Linked DNA regions of Homo sapiens: all the other regions are linked to region 4. A link is a contact called in ENCODE Hi-C or POLR2A ChIA-PET data. All regions are on one chromosome and are shown on one strand. The core of a region is the stretch at or near the end of the contact, and the rest is flanking DNA. Distances in the headings are between cores, read along the strand shown. Region 1 overlaps AKAP6 (A-kinase anchoring protein 6). Region 2 overlaps AKAP6 (A-kinase anchoring protein 6). Region 3 overlaps AKAP6 (A-kinase anchoring protein 6). Region 4 has its middle 56 kb from the start of RNU6-8.

Region 1 (3,685 bases), core at 101-2,600, 150 kb before region 4:
CAAAGATCATCTACCTTCCCTACACATATCTCCTACTTGGAGATATTTCTAGACTAGAGCAAAGAATAGTAACTCTGGTTACAATAACAGACTAAGGTCAGGTCACACTCAATTTACTTGTATTCTTAAGAAAAACTCCACAGCTGATACCTGAGCTCTCATCCTTATGTTTAGAGTGGTTGCTCATTGAAAATTATATAATTTTATAAATTATATATTATATATTATAAATTGTATAATTATATATAAGCTCCCAGTAATTAAAACCATCACCCAAAACCAGTCCGTCAATTACTCTGAACACTGAAAACCTTTTTGTACAAATATTATTGCTAATCTGAGACCTATTCCTTTCTTTTAATCATTTTTACGTCTCTGACCCAATTGAGTAAAAGTCATTTTAAAGTTAAATTTACAACTACGTTTACAAGACAATGCAACATTTGAAGAATCATTAAAATTTTTATTATCCCTCAGCAGATTTTTGTTCTTTTCCCCTCCTTCCCTGTTCATTTCCAGTTGAAGAATCCTGGCTCCCAGCCAGCCAGAGTCTTGGAGGAGTTCTTGTTCAACCACCCACTCCCCGCTGCTAGCCATGGTGTGGCAAACAGAAATTTTTACTCATGCCATGATAACTACCTTCTTAGAAGTTTTCCTACCTCCCTTGTGTTACAGTCTGGGGGTGTTAGAAAGCCAATTATTTGCATGGGTTATGGAAGATTCTGACATCCCCTAGAAAGAGCCTAATCATCTGGCACTTTTCTGCACATCATCTGGCAATAAACACCATCTGCAGTTCAGCAAGGAAACTCTTTGCTGTGCCGTAGGATGTTTCTAAACTCCTAGCGGTCATTAAAAGCAATTATTTTACCCAGATTCATTCCTCCTACCAGTGTAGAAACCCTTCTCCTCCACGTTGATACATCCTAATCCAGAATCCGTGGGGATTTTGTATGGTTTCTGTGTGTTTGTGGAGGTTGGCAACAAGAGATGAGTACTACTCCACTGCTCTAAGTCTACATGGTACCATTTGATAGAGAGCCTGTAAGTCTAAAACCATGGGTTTCCTGAAAAACACTAGGAACTGAAATGAGAAGGAGAGATAGATCAGGAAGCGGAACAAAGGAAGAAGCAGAGAAACTGAAAAATTCAAACCACCTCACTAACATGCAGTAAATATCAGTTTTAGGAGCTCTGAAAACATGCCTGCACATCTGTTCAGGTCAGCCTCCCCAGATTCCTCTTCAGACTGGGCCAGGTAGGCTCAGACTCTGCCCTCACACTCATTGCTCTGTGGAGGCTGAGGCTCCTTTCTGAGCCTGTGTGGGGATCTCCTCACACATAGCCGAGCTGGAGAGCTGATGCAGCCCAGGCCTGAGAACAGTGGGGACTGGATGGTTTGTCTAATTCTCTGAACATAAACTTGGCAGGAGGTCCTTTGGGTTACTAAGCAACTGAACATCTGACATGAAGCCTATTAACAACCTTTTCCATAGATTAGTAAAAGTTCCCAGAACAAATTCATGTCTGGTCCAGTGAAGAAAGAAGAAGGAAACAGGGGTAGCCAAGAAGGGGATGGGAAAGGAAAGCCAAGATGGAAAAAGGAACCAGCCTGTCCTGTGACATGTGGACGTAGGAAGATGAGGAAGGCACATAAATGGAGGCACTTGGGTGAGAGTTGGAGGCATCCAGGGAAGGAGAATATGAATAAAGTATGGTATAAAATGATCCAGAATGGCACTTGCCACAAGCTCTAGGAAGCAGTCTTACGGCAAAAAGAGAACTTCCAAGGTTTTCATTTGTTATGTAGAATTATAGATCTTTCTTCCATTTTGTTATAATCATCCCCACTCAAGCACTCACCACAAGTACATGGCTGTCACAAAAATCTGTAAGGATAAGACACTAATGGGCTTGACAATTTCATGAAAACAGATAAGGAATGACTTGGAAAGTTCTCAATTTATAACTTAATGTCCTGGGTAAGCTGCCTTCCTGCGGCCCCTAGATTCACTCTCTTTCTTTTCTACTTTACTTTGCTGTGCCCAGGGTATAGACAATAAGGGACTGAATTGTTTGTGGAGAATTGTAAAACAATAATAAACTGACCAAAAGTCAACTTGCTTTTTATTAACACCAGGGCTAACATTCTTAAACTAAGAATTACTGCAATTTTAACAACATATAAGCCTCCAATTCTCTCTCTTTTTAAAATTTTCTTTATAAAAACATTGTATTCCCCAGGCCCAGTGGCTCATGTCTGTAATCCCAGGACTTTGAGAGGCCAAGGTGGGCAGATCACGAGGTCAGGAGCCCAAGACCAGCCTGGCCAACATAGGGAAACCCCGTCTCTACTAAAAATACAAAAATTAGCTGGGCATAGTGGCACATGCCTGTAATCCCAGCTACTCGGGAGGCTGAGGCAGGAGAATCGCTTGAACCCAGGAGGCAGAGGTTACAGTGAGCCAAGATCACACCACTGCACTCCCTCCCACCTGGGCAACAGAGCAAGACTCTGTCTCAAAACAAACAAACAAACAAAAAATTGTATTCTATTCTACATGGAAGCTAATTCAGAGAGCTTTCGTTACACTATCAGTCCTGACACACTTAAAGCCAGCTACACTCCTTCCCAGGATACATTCTAAGGGTCTAGAACCATTCAAGTTTGCTGCAGGAGCAGTTCCTACCTCTGGCCTCCAGAGTGCTACCTATTCCTTGTTTAAACAGTAGATTAGAAACTGATTTTCAAAAGGAAGAACTGAAACTTGAGTTATATCAATTCTGTCATTCTTCATGGACACTTGGAATTTTTAATTTATGTTTAAAATTTAAAAGAGTGTGTATTAGTCAATTCTCACACTGCTATGAAGAAATACAGGAGACCGGGTAATCTCATCACAGTTCTGCATGACTGGGGAGGCCTCAGGAAATATTGCAATCATGGCAGAAGGCACCTCTTCACAGGGTGGCAGGAGAGAGAATGGGTGCTAGCAGGGGAAAAGCTAGATGGTTATAAAACCATCAGATCTCATGAGAACTCACTATCACAAGAACAGTATGGGGGAAACTGCCCCCATGATTCAATTACATCCACCTGGTCCCACCATTGACACGTGGGGATTTGGGGATTATAATTCAAGATGAGATTTTGGGTGGGGACACAATCAAACCATATCATAATGAAACAGAGAATGAACTGCAAACTGAAATCTGAAATATTTTTGTTTGGTAAATGAAAATTTGAGATTATACATGAAATATTTTACCAAATTTGAATAATGTCAACATTGTAATTTAGTCTTTTAAAATTGTCAATTATATTTGTTGTGAAATTTAAGAATGAGTCAAAAAAACAATCATTATGACATCATTATTGAAAATAATTTTGTCCTGTACAAGCAAGGGGAGGGGTATTTAAAATGATCTGCTCTAGGTGTCAGCCAGTATGGAGCATGCAGAAGCAGGAAGAAGAGGAAGGTACATAAATGGAAGCACTTGGGTGAGAGTTGGAGGCATCCAGGGAAGGAGAATATGAATAAAGTATGGTACAAAATGATCCCAGAATGGCATTTGCTGCAAGCTCTGCCCTCTGCCCTCTGGCTTCTGATTGGGTTCATACAGGACCACTGGCTTGAGATTAGGAAAAGAGAAGAGTGAGGTTAGGACATTTATCCCTTCCCCT
Region 2 (3,823 bases), core at 1,144-3,643, 180 kb before region 4:
AAAATGCATGACAGTGCTTATTTGGTGGAATAAAGAAATATTATACGAATAAAAGAGAAACTTAACTAAGTAGATTAAGCGATATAACCAAACACTTGTGTAGACCTTTTTTGAGGCCACATGCAGTAACCAGAGCTCCTTGACTTTGAACTCAATGTGGAAAGGCTCTATTGGTTAAGTAACCTAATGAAACTAGTACCCCGAAAAGTCATGATAGACATCCTAGGATAAAATGAACATAGGACAATTTATATTTATCCCCTTAATAGTTATTGACTGAGTAACTACTATGTAATTACTGTGTTGACTTCATGCCCTCCTGGGGCTCCTTTCTCAGCAGGGGAGACAGACCACACTAAGGGATGGAGCTGATGGAGGTGGGTGTGAAATACCTTTTGACCAAGGTAAGAACGTGATAGGCAGTTCCAATGAGAAAAATACATACAACCCTAGAGTTGGTTTCTCAAACACTAAATATAACCCTATGTTAATTGTACAAAAACTTTACATTCTTATTTGGAACTAAAATTTAAATTTTCACTTCCAAGTTGTTAATGTAATTCAATAAAGTTAATTGACTCATTAATGTTTTTAATAGCCCTTAACAACACATTTTTTTTACTGAGACTTCTAAAGATATTTCCCTTTATTGTCCCCACCTTTTCTATGTAAGTCTGAAAGATTCCAGAAAGCAGTAGTTGACTTTCCTTATAAACCTAACCCCCTATCTACTTATGGGAGCTACATGTAAGGGTAGCCTTGGAGGGGACAGAGAAGGGAAGGGGGCAAAGCAGAGCCTCCAAATTTCTATTTCACTTTAACCTCAAGGAGTTGGAGACCTGCTATTCTGATTATACAAACCATGTTTCACAGACTGAGTCAAATCACTCCCTGCTGCAACAGCAGAAAGATGGCTGGGGTTTGCATTCTGTTGAAGCTAATTCCTAGCCATCTCTCTGTTGCCTTTTTGTACTTTTTTCCCTAATAACCTGTAGAAATCAGACACTAGACCTGCTCAACCTGGGAGAAGCCCAGTCACCTTTAAGATTCTGGCTCTTTTGTTCTCTCCCCCGACCACACTCATTTGAACACTTTCTGTAATGGGGCAGCTGGGCTCTGGATCTGCTGAACCAGCCTGAGAAGGCTGAGCCTGCTCTGCTCTAGGCTCTATGCTTCATTTTAAGTGCTCATCTTTCCCACTCAGGCTGATGGCTGCATCCTGTAAACCATTTAAGTGTTAAGATCCAAGAATGTTTGACCTTTCATTTCAGATTATTTAGGATGAACCAGTTTAGGTAAAGGAAGTTTCCTTAGTGTTACTTCTAATTGACTAGAAATTTACCATGGGGTTTGTGGCCAGTGCCCTGATTGGTTATAAACCTGTCTTGCTCTGCAGGTCACTGACCTGAGTGTGTATTTCCCTCAAGGACCTGGGAGAGAGGAGTGACTATGGCAGGGCGAGGTTCACCTTATCTTGAAGTCCCTAGGCCAAAAACGCTATTAGTAGTACTCTTTACTAGCAACTCCATTTCATTATCACCAACAGTCAGGCTTTTAAAGGGCTTCTGAGTCCACAGACTTTTTTTTTAAATGTCTGAACTTTAGATGAGTTGTCATAAAATCACCTTTGTTCTACATGAAGCATTGTGCCTGGATGAAACAACTCATTGTAAAAGAACATTGCCCTTCCCTACTATGTCAGAATTCATTGTTTGCCACAAAGGCAGCATCAGCTTCAACTGAAGATAACAGTCACATACAAATACTCACAATCACAGCTGCATTTGATATTTTACCTATAAGAGTCTTTTATTAAACCCTTTGTAAGAGTTTTTAAATACTTTTATTCTGTGTAACTTATTTTGATAACACTGCACAAAAATACCCCTCCCTTTCCCCATTTCTCTGCACTATCACCAAAGGCCAGTTGTATTCTAGATAATCAGCACATGTAGTAAAATCAGAGAAGAATTAATTATTTCCATGTTTATCTCTAAAGATAATGGTTTGAAACCTGGTACTGTGCTTTTCTTCCTGGACAATTCCTCACTGGAAATTACAGAACACAGTCTCTAGGTGCCACAGCCTTTTGAAAACTTCTATCCTGAGAGGATCACAGACCTTGCCTTACCTTTAGTTGAACTAGATGTACATCCACATGCTTGCTGTCCGAATCCTGCTGGACTGAATAGGTTAGGTCTCGGACCCTCTCTGAGGTCATCCGGAGCCAGGTCTCAATTTCAGGTAAGTGGAGGACAATCTTCCAGTCAGCCCCTGTGTGTAGTGGGGGTGGCTTTTCATACTGCTGGTCAGAGTCCATGTCCTTCATTGCCTCTTCTCCCTCACCCTGCTCCACAGTGGGTGTCATGTTGATGGCCATGGGTGAAGCATCAGTAGCCATGGGATCCAGGTCCTGTGACCTCAGGGGGGAAAGTGTCACGCTCATGGTTAACATGGAGAAGTCTAAACCTCACTTCTTTCCAAAACAGCTGAAAGGCAAGAGGAAAGAAGAAAGCAAGAGTCAGTCAAGATTGCCAAATAAAGAAATGATACTTCACAGAAGAAACAGGATTTCTAAATTAAGCCAGATTTCTAAATTAAGAAACCATAGCTCATAACAAAAACAGAAAGAGGTGTTTTGATTTTCTACATGGTAGCCCCAAGAGCCAGGAAATAATATGAACATAAAACCACTGTGATATTGACTACTCTCCCCCCACCGCCCCCATCTATTCTTCCCTTATTTCTTAGTAACAAAATCCTGGTTTTTAGCTGTTCATATTCCTGCACAGAATTTAAAACTACATTCCCTATCTCCCTTGCAGCTAGGTGTGGCCATGTTCTGGCCAATGAGTGGAATTGTTGTGTTGAAATTCTGGGAGAGCTGCTTACAGGGAGCTGACTCAATTAGGAGGGGCTCCCTTTATGCCCTTCTACTTTCCTCCCCTTCTTCCAGGCTGTAATGTGGACTTGATGGCTAGAGCAGCTGGCAACTCAGACCCAGAGAGGCCTTTGCGTATGACGGGTAGAGGACGGTGGAGCATGAGGGTAGAAACACGGGTTCCACTTGATACCGGAGGAGCTACCGTACCAGGTCTGATTGCTGCTCTGTACTTCTTTTATGTGAGAAAAAACCAAACTTCTATCTTGTTCAAGCCAGGATTATTTTGGGCTTTTCTACTAGAAATATTCAAACATCATTTTGACTATAAAATCAACATATTCAATACGTGGGACAGCTACGTGGGAAGATGTTCTAATCACAAAAAACACTGAGCTGAATTCAGGAGATGTTGCTCCTTTCTATGATTTGTTAGTTAAATAATAACCTGTGACAATCCCAAATCTTTACTTTCCTAGAAAGTATAAATCATGGATTGTACTGAATAGATCTAATTAACTCTCAATCTAAATTACATTAATATTTGGTTATATGGAATTTTTAGAGGCTTCTGGAATTTTAGGGGTAATAAATTGGTCTGAAATACATAAACAGTAAAATATTAACCAAATAAGTTAAAATAACATAAGTGTAATTCATCAAAAAGTAAGGTGGCATTTTAAGATGAATTTAATTAGTTTAATTATCCAGCTATTAAATTTATCTTTCTTCTGGAACGAGTCTAGTATAAAATATCAACTTTTAGGCTCTTATACTTTAAAATAAATAAGCACTATTTTTAGTCTCAAGAGCAGCTTCTTCTACTCAAGGCAATGAATTTATTTTTCTTTTATACTTTTTTTTCGGGTTCTACAAATTCAAGTTAGTTTATATTGTTATTTCCCCAAAGATGAAAGGTGACTGACCTAAAGATCAGAAATT
Region 3 (4,136 bases), core at 599-3,098, 250 kb before region 4:
CTGCAATTCAGCACTCAGTTTAGCTCAGTGAAAAGAGGAAAAAATGTGTGGCCAAAAGTAGACGGCCGAACAAAAAGAACTGGTATGGGGAACTAAATATATAAAGGGGTTATCAATAGTTAATACAACCTGTAATCCTAGCACTTTGGGAGGCCGAGGTGGGTGGGTCACCTGAGGTCAGGAGTTCTAGACGAGCCTGGCCAACATGGTGAAACCCCATCTCTATTAAAAAATACAAAAATTAGCCAGGCGTGGTGGCACATACCTGTAGTCCCAGCTACTTTGGAGGCTGAGGCAGGAGAATTGCTTGAACCCAGGAGGTGGAGGTTGCAGTGAGCTGAGATCCACCACTGCACTCCAGCCAGCCTGGACCACAGAGTGAGACTCCGTCTCAAAAAAAAAAAAAAAAAACCAAGAAGGTAGCAGTAGATGATTTCTGTAAACAGAATGAATTAAAGAAAGACCTGAAACACTGAAACAAGAAAGATCTTGCCTCTTTGGAATTGCATGGCATCTTTGTGACACTAATCAGACTCTGGAAGACAGAGAAAGCTAGATGTACAGAGGTCTGGCCTGAAAAGAGCTGAACTCAATAATCAGAGAGAAAACACTGACAACAAGGAAATTCCTAAGGAAAATTTATTTCTGAAACTAGCAAAAAAATGGACCCTGCAATTAAACTTTGTCCGTGTTGCTTGTCCATTCACTTACACTGTATCAAGGATTTGTGCTCCAGGACTGCTCACACAAATGTCAACAATGTTCTAACACTCTAAACAGATGATAGAGGGTAAGTGTGGGATGATTTTGGTCAGAGGAACGTCTTCTCCTCCTTCTTCCTTCAGGTTGGTGCAAAGCTCAAGATCATCAGTGACCCCAAGGAGCCCTCGGTGTTATCACAGAATCCAAACAGTAAGGATTAGATTGGCCAGCATGACTCCAGAGATTTCACATAACTAGAGCTAACACGAAAAACTAAATGAATGCTTCCTTGAAATGAACAAATATTCTGTGATCATATGATGAGGGCCAAGAGGCCATCTTGAAGTTAGAAAAAGTAGTTAAGTACCAAATTATAATAGCATTTGTTCTCTATAGAAAGAATAGGTCTATCTTAGGTGGAAAACATTGGTACAGACACAGCTTAAGGTCTATAAGTAGGCTATATAAGTGGTAGAACAAAAGCTTAGAAAAACCATGTGAGCACAAAGTAAAAACAAGTATACAGAGAAATTGTATCAAAATATCTCCAGGGAATAAGATTGTAGGTAATTCTTCATATATATATATATACACATATATATATGTATATATATATATACACATATATATGTATATATATATACACATATATATATGTATATATATACATATATATACATATATATACACATATATATATACACATATATATACACATATATATATGTATCCATATGTTTACTTATATAATTTATTATAGGAACATGGAATACTTTTTAATAATTCGGTGGCTTTTTGCTTGCCTGTTTGTTCTTTGGCATATGCAAGATCTAGCATTTTAAAAATAGAAGGCAATGATGAGTGCATTATAGCAGAGAGACACTATTAGTAGTCATGGGAGAAGAGCTGGGCAGAGGGAGGAAAAAATAACACAAAGGCTTTTGTGTAAGAGCCCTGGAATCTGGTGCTAGCCAGTGCTAGATCCCCCTTTAAGCGCTCCGCCCACAAAGTAATACAGCCAAGTCCTTGCCCATCAACTGGCCTCAAAACTTCCTTTAAATGTAGCCAGAATACATTTTGTTTTTCAATCTGCATGAGGTCAGCTGCACGGTGAGGCAGCAGCTAGGGCTTATGGAATGACAGAGATTTCCGGGAGAGGCAGCTTCAACGGGAATGAAGGAGCGTCAAGTAACATACGGCAAACGTAAATAGACACCAAGGTTGGAATGACCGGACCCTTGAAAGGACTATAAACAGCCAGCAGAGTCCCAGCAGGACTCTATTTGCCTTGGAGCCAAACCAAATCTGGGAGTTCTGACCACGCTGGCTTCACCAAAGGGCAGACAGTGCCCTAATCTACCCTAAGAAGGAGACTGGTGTCCTGGAGCCACCTCCTATCTTGTGCAAGACCTGGACAAGACACAGGACAGAACAGTGTAATTTAAAAGAGTGCACCCACTCCAAATGTATGGTCAAGGAGAATTCATAAAACACACATACCACACAAATGGCCAATGGAAGGATTTTTTTAAACTTTTTTAAGAAATTATTTTGCCATAAAAATAATGTGAGTTCCTTACAAAAAAAAGTTAGAAAAGATAAGACAAAAAACTAATAACAGACTGTGTCCATCTTGTTTACCACTTATCCTTAAGAGCCCCAAACAATGCTTGGTACAAAGTAGGTACTCAATAAACAAGCCAAGGTGGGCAGATTGCCTGAGCTCAGGAGTTTAAGACCAGCCTGGACAACATGGCGAAACCCCGTCTCTACTAAAAATACAAAAAAAATTAGCCAGGCGTGGTAGTGTACACATGTAATCCCAGCTACTCAGGAGGCTGAGGTACGAGAATCGCTTGAACCCAGGAGCCAGAGGTTGCAGTGAGCCGAGATCGCGCCACTGCACTCCAGCCTTGGAGACAGAGCAAGACTCTCTCAAAAAAAAAAAAAAAAAAAAAAAAGAGGCAGGGCATGGTGGCTTACGCCTGTAATCTCAGCACTTTGGGAGGCCAAGGCAGGATCACAAGGTCAAGAGATCAAGACCATCCTGGCCAACATGGTGAAACTCCGTCTCTACTAAAAATACAAAATTAGCTGGGCATGGTGGTGCACGCCTATAGTCCCAGCTACCTGGGAAGCTGAGGCAGGAGAATCGCTGAACCCAGGAGGTGGAGGTTGCAGTGAGCCGAGATTGCACCACTGCACTCCAGCCTGGCAACAGAGCGAGACTCCGTATCAAAAAAAAAAAAAGTAGGTACTCAATAAACAACCACCGAATGAAGAGTAATCAGATAAATCACTAATAATCCTATTATTCATATAAAATGGTATATAATTTTCTAGATCATATTCTATATTTGTGTTTTTCTAACTCAATAACATATGAATAGTCTCCCATGTAAATAAGTATGTTTCATAATTCCGTATGGCTGCCTAGTATTTCATTTTATGAATGTTCAACATTTATGTGGTCAATCCTTTGTAGCTAGACATCTGGCCTTGCAGTAAGTGTCATTCTCTTAAAGGCACAAATATCCTATTGGTCAATCACCAAATCCTGCTGAGTTTTTCCTTTTGTTAGAATGTAAGTTCCACAAGAATAGGGGCCTCTTCTGTCTTTCCTGCAACCGGATCTTCAGAACCTAGCATAGTTTTGATGATCAACATAGAATGAATAAACAATGGTTCTAGTGTCTGTCTCCTTTTGATTTCTATTTCAACTACCCTGTTCCCATATGAACTATCAGCATAGCCTTCAAGCTGGTTTCCTTCCTCCAGTATGTCTAATCCCTTTTCCCAAGGCAATCATTCTTCACTGAATTTAATACCAATAATTACCTCTTTCACTATGTGATGAATTCCCTCTTTCATTATGTGATTTTCTTGTTAAGAACAACCTTAAGGACTGTTAGGATAGATTCAAAAGTCCTAATTCCAGTTTATCAAGGATCACCATAAAAGAATCACAAAATACTTTAAAACAGGAAGCCACCTTAGAGATTTTTTTAGTCTGAAAGCATCATTTCACATCACAGATAATTGAAGTAGAAGATTCAATGATTGCCAAAGACACAGACCAGTTAGTGACAGAACTCAGGTCTCTGGGCTTGCAGGCCATGGCTTGTTCCTTTCTACCATTATCAGCTGCTTCCCAGTCTACCTTGCCAGCTTCACCTCCTACCCAGATCCTCATTTCAGAGAACATGGGTTTCATACTATCCTTGAAATAAGCCTGACTCATTCTGGTTCTTGCCTTTTGCTCATGGCATTGCTGTTGCTTGCATCATCATCCTATCCCTCCTCTGTGCTCGATCAAATATTTTTCAAGATCCAATTTAAGCCCTGTCTCCTCTACAATGCCTGTCCCAGGCCACACTGAATTCTTTGTCCGCTGATCTCCAATAGCACTTGACTGCATCACTCATTCCGGCACT
Region 4 (4,170 bases), core at 1,562-4,061:
GTGAGGAACTTTCTATTTTTTATGAACATTCAGTGGGACTAGATTATCCAAATACCATCTGAGGCACTATCTCATGGAATCTACCACAGCCAACATTAGAACCCATTTGATTTAGTTTATCTCAATGCTGCTGGATGAGAGCTTACTAGAAGACTTAAACATGACTGCTGCCCTATAAATGTAGGTCCTGAAGCCCCTCTTTTCTTGCCCTTCCCTGGCATTGTGAAATACTCTCAGGGAACCAGGTTAGTGACAATAATAATAGCTGAAATATGACCTTAAGAATTCTTGAAGGTAGATATGTATATGCATGAGAATGTGTGTGTCTGTATTTATATCAATGCCCAGTTGCTATAGGGCATATGTGTGTGTGTGTATGTGTATGTGTCTGTGTGTGTGTGTGTGTGTGTTAATATCAATGTCCAATTGCTATAGGGCCTACCATTCCCTGCCATCTTACATCTAGCGTGGTTTACTAGGATATTAACTGCATGGCCCATGAAGGTACTTAAAGTCACAAGACTTCTTTCAAGGGATAATAAAGGGAGTTAAGAAAAACTAAAATAGGCCAGATGCAGTGGCTCATACCTGTAATCCCAGCACTTTGGGAGGCCGAGACGGGCGGATCACGAGGTCAGGAGATCAAGACCATCCTGGCTAACACAGTGAAACCTCATCTCTACTAAAAATACAAAAAAATAGCCGGGCGTGGTGGCACATGCCTGTAGTCCCAGCTACTCAGGAGGCTGAGGCAGGAGAATTGCTTGAACCTAGGAGGCGGAGGTTGCAGTGAGCCGAGATCGTGCCACTGCACTCCAGCCTGGGCAACAGAGCAAGACTCCGTCTTAAAAAAAAAAGAAAAGAAAAGAGAAAGAAAAAGAAAAACTAAAATTTTTGTAATCTTTAATATAAATGTCCATATATTGGACACCTGGTTGTAACTGTAGTATAGTTCTAGTGTTAACTACCCACCCCCACCTCACAGATATAGATGCATATTCCCCATTCGAATATTACAAGTCTTGATCCTCTTTCATCCTCCTGGTGATGCACCCATCTTCTTGCTCAGTTTCAAACTGATTTGTTCACTCCTTGATCCCATGTTGGTAATTTTCTTTGGTATCATACATAACCTTCTAAATATAGAGCCCCTCATTCCCCGTCTTCAATTTGGGATTCAAGACACAGGCAAGACATTACCAATTATGTTTCCATGGCTCATGACTGAATAATGTGTGCAATACAGAAATCTCATGTTTGGGGTCCCTTTTGCATCTGGTTCCATCCCTAATTTATAATATGTTTGGGCATGAAAAGATTATCTTCTAGTTTACATGCATGCTGCTTACAAAACTGCCAAGTTACTTAAACTGCCTTCCTCAAGGACTGTTTCCTGTAAAAGTCCCCATTTAGTGAAAGATCAAAAGAACCACCTGCTGCCTGGGGCCAGAGCTGAGTTGGTTGATGAGTCATGGCTTATCTGTTTAACTCTTTCCCATTTGCCAGATGTGAGTGACACTACCTCCTCTCTTAGGAAGCAGAAGAGGAAACATGGCATGATAATGAACATCTGAGACATTTAAAATAATGAGCTTTTGCTGTAATGAATGGAATGTTAGAAATCATGTTCTTAACATGCAAAAGCTAAAATGAAAGGTCAGTTTTTCTGTATTGAATCAGTAAGTGAGAAAATGTTTTTTGACTGTGGTATTAGAAAGAAGGCAGCATTCTGACCACACTCTTCCTCCTCCTAAAGCTCTAAGAACACTTGTGATATTTTGTTGTGGTGGGTGGCTAAGATATTTGAATTTTTGAGTCATGAGGAAATTGAAGAGTTAAATCTCACTAGCTCACAGAACCAAGCAGAAAGATAAATGCAGAGTTTAAATGTCTTTTCTCCTTCTAAAACAAACAGTGCAGAGTCAGGCATTTAAGGCAACTTCCATTATAGTAAATTTTGCACAAATAGGGTCTAGAGTATGTGTCCTACAAAACTATTCCTTTTAGAAAATTAATAATCAACAAAGTAACAATAGATGGCTACTACGATGCAAAAACAGAAGTAGTCCAGAAAGGACCCCCTTTTCTGGAATTAGCTTTGTACCCAAATAGAATTTCATGTTTACAGGCCAAGGGTCTGAAAGAGAAAAGCTAAGTTTCTAAAGATAAATGGGTTAAAAGCTGGGGAGTCTGGATGGCATCCCCTGAGATACCATTTACCTGGCATCAGGAACGTTCAGTTTTTGAGTCAAAGCTATGTCTACGGTATGAGACAGACAGGTGTTGTTTTCAGGTCCTTCAGCAGAGGTTCAATTTCCTGGGATGCCAAGGGAGGAAAGTTCAGGCCAACTCAGCTTGTCTTTACTGACAGCAGGCCAAACTCTAGTGACGATCTGATTTGGAGAGCCAAGAAGTCTTAGTTTTGATCTTTGGTAAGGAAAAGCTGAGACTCTGGCCAAGTCAACAGAAAAGGGAAGAGGCCAGGGTGGGAGTAAATCTTATGAGATGATGCCTGCCTACACACTGGGAAGGCGTGTCCAGTTTGAGGCCTCTGGCTTGCCTGCTTACACTTAGGGCAATTACTGAGCTGCTGTTTACTAAGCCTTTACATAGAGGATATATTCATTTACTGTGTCTTTGACATGCTGTTTTAAAACATCTTAGAGAGGGGTCTTACCAGTGACAGATGACCCTGAGCTCAAGAACAGGGTCCTGTAGCTTTTCCAGAACCCTTTCCTGGGAGGTCTAAATCAACCTTCTGCTTTGCTTAATGTCAGAAATAGGAGGACGGTAACCAGGCTGGGAGCCCAGTAAAAGGCAGCTGGCTTCAACTGGCCTGTGGAAGTTGCTTTCTCTGTAGCATATAACTGGACAGACATATGGTGTAACAGTTTAAAGCACAGGCCATGAAGTCAGAAATGGGTCAGTTCCCAGTTCTGCCATTTTCCAGCTTTGTAAATTTCAGTAATTTTTAAAATCTCTGTAAGTTGGCTGGCCACAGTGGCCCACACCTGTAATCCCAGCACTTTGGGAGGCCAAGGTGGGCAGATCATGAGGTCAAGAGATGACCATCCTGGCCAACATGGTGAAACCTCGTCTCTACTGAAAATACAAAAATTAGCTGGGCGTGGTGGCACGCGCCTGTAATCCCAGCTACTTGGGAGGCTGAGGTAGGAGAATCACTTGAACCAGGGAGGTGGAGGTTGCAGCGAGCCAATATCGCGCCACTGCACTACAGCCTGGCGACACAGCAAGACTCCGTCTCAAAAAAAAAAAAAAAAAATCTCTGAAAGTCACTCTCTCCTCATCTGAAAAAAATGGGAATATACCTATCTCACAAGAAATAATAAAATAAAATAATACATGTAAAGTGTTTTGGCATTAAGTAAGTTGTTAACATCTGTGTTATCCTTATTACCAGTAGAACAATGAATTGAGAAAAAGGGAGACAGGAAAGTCATTCTTGATCTGTGATTCTATTTCTCAAGTTTTAAAATAGGAACGTGAGTATTCTACCCATTTACCTTTACCCATGAGTTCTTTACCATTTACCTGAGATGACAGAAGTGAATTTCATTAGGACAGAAATACAAGATGATGTCATTAATTAGGCTATCACCTGAGGAAACCAAGATACTATCATTAACAAAAGGCTATCACCTGAGGAAAGATGGCCTTGATATTTGTCTGCTTTCTAATTTTCTTATTACATGAGAATTCGCACTTTCAGTTTGTATTTGTCACGTGCTGAGATTTTAAAATGATATCAAAATGTCTCTATAAAGAAATAAATTTTTAAGAAAAGGAAAAACCAACAGGTGATGAAAAATGAAGCCTCCACATGGCAAGACTTTGCTGAGTCACTAGGCAAACTTTGATCAGGTCAACCTCAGTGAAAAAGAATTTAAACTGACCTAAATCTATCAGAAATGAGATCTCTTTTCTCCCCCTCTGGGGAAAAAACAAAACAAACAAACAAACAAACAAACACCAAAACGGGCCAGGCGCGGTGGCTCACGCCTGTAATCCCAGCACTTTGGGAGGCCGAGGCGGGCAGATTACCTGAGGTCAGGAGTCCAAGACCACCCTGGCCAACATGGTGAAACTCCATCTCTACTAAAAAAATACATAAAAATTAGCCGGGCATGGTGGCACACGCCTGTAAACCCA

The links. Hi-C counts contacts between places; a loop is a spot of excess contacts on that map. ChIA-PET counts read pairs that join two places held with the same protein, here RNA polymerase II (POLR2A). Pooled maps may share reads with other maps.
Region 1: a map of sigmoid colon shows a loop between it and region 4 (3-fold over the local background). The contact joins two enhancer-like sites. A Hi-C loop is called at or near these places in 2 of 168 maps with a recorded cell type or tissue (PC-3 and sigmoid colon) and 2 of 50 pooled maps. POLR2A ChIA-PET finds 5 or more read pairs at or near these places in 1 of 52 experiments (T-cell).
Region 2: a loop to region 4 is called in a map of ascending aorta, with 2.1 times the contacts of the local background. The contact joins two enhancer-like sites. A Hi-C loop is called at or near these places in 1 of 168 maps with a recorded cell type or tissue (ascending aorta) and 3 of 50 pooled maps. POLR2A ChIA-PET finds 5 or more read pairs at or near these places in 2 of 52 experiments (WTC11 and activated naive CD4-positive, alpha-beta T cell).
Region 3: a map of PC-9 shows a loop between it and region 4 (27-fold over the local background). The contact joins two enhancer-like sites. A Hi-C loop is called at or near these places in 18 of 168 maps with a recorded cell type or tissue (IMR-90, MCF 10A, PC-3 and 14 more) and 18 of 50 pooled maps. POLR2A ChIA-PET finds 5 or more read pairs at or near these places in 4 of 52 experiments (BJ, CD4-positive, alpha-beta T cell, MCF 10A and 1 more).

What each region holds. Positions count from the first base shown.
Region 1 is chr14:32,405,061-32,408,745 of GRCh38, reverse strand. The region is part of intron 1 of AKAP6 (A-kinase anchoring protein 6); the gene reads right to left. Among named protein-coding and RNA genes, the nearest start is that of AKAP6, 78 kb to the right of the region's middle. Within about 2 kb of position 1,350, at least 5 of the 41 ENCODE cell types and tissues checked have a DNase peak (open chromatin) inside an H3K27ac peak, as active enhancers do.
Region 2 is chr14:32,432,126-32,435,948 of GRCh38, reverse strand. It overlaps AKAP6 (A-kinase anchoring protein 6), which reads right to left. Exons shown (of 14, transcript NM_004274.5): 2 at 2,132-2,489. The coding sequence starts at 2,455. Among named protein-coding and RNA genes, the nearest start is that of AKAP6, 100 kb to the right of the region's middle. Within about 2 kb of position 2,393, at least 5 of the 41 ENCODE cell types and tissues checked have a DNase peak (open chromatin) inside an H3K27ac peak, as active enhancers do.
Region 3 is chr14:32,507,648-32,511,783 of GRCh38, reverse strand. The region is part of intron 2 of AKAP6 (A-kinase anchoring protein 6); the gene reads right to left. Among named protein-coding and RNA genes, the nearest start is that of AKAP6, 180 kb to the right of the region's middle. Within about 2 kb of position 1,848, at least 21 of the 41 ENCODE cell types and tissues checked have a DNase peak (open chromatin) inside an H3K27ac peak, as active enhancers do.
Region 4 is chr14:32,257,138-32,261,307 of GRCh38, reverse strand. No RefSeq gene overlaps it. Among named protein-coding and RNA genes, the nearest start is that of RNU6-8, 56 kb to the right of the region's middle. Within about 2 kb of position 2,811, at least 3 of the 41 ENCODE cell types and tissues checked have a DNase peak (open chromatin) inside an H3K27ac peak, as active enhancers do.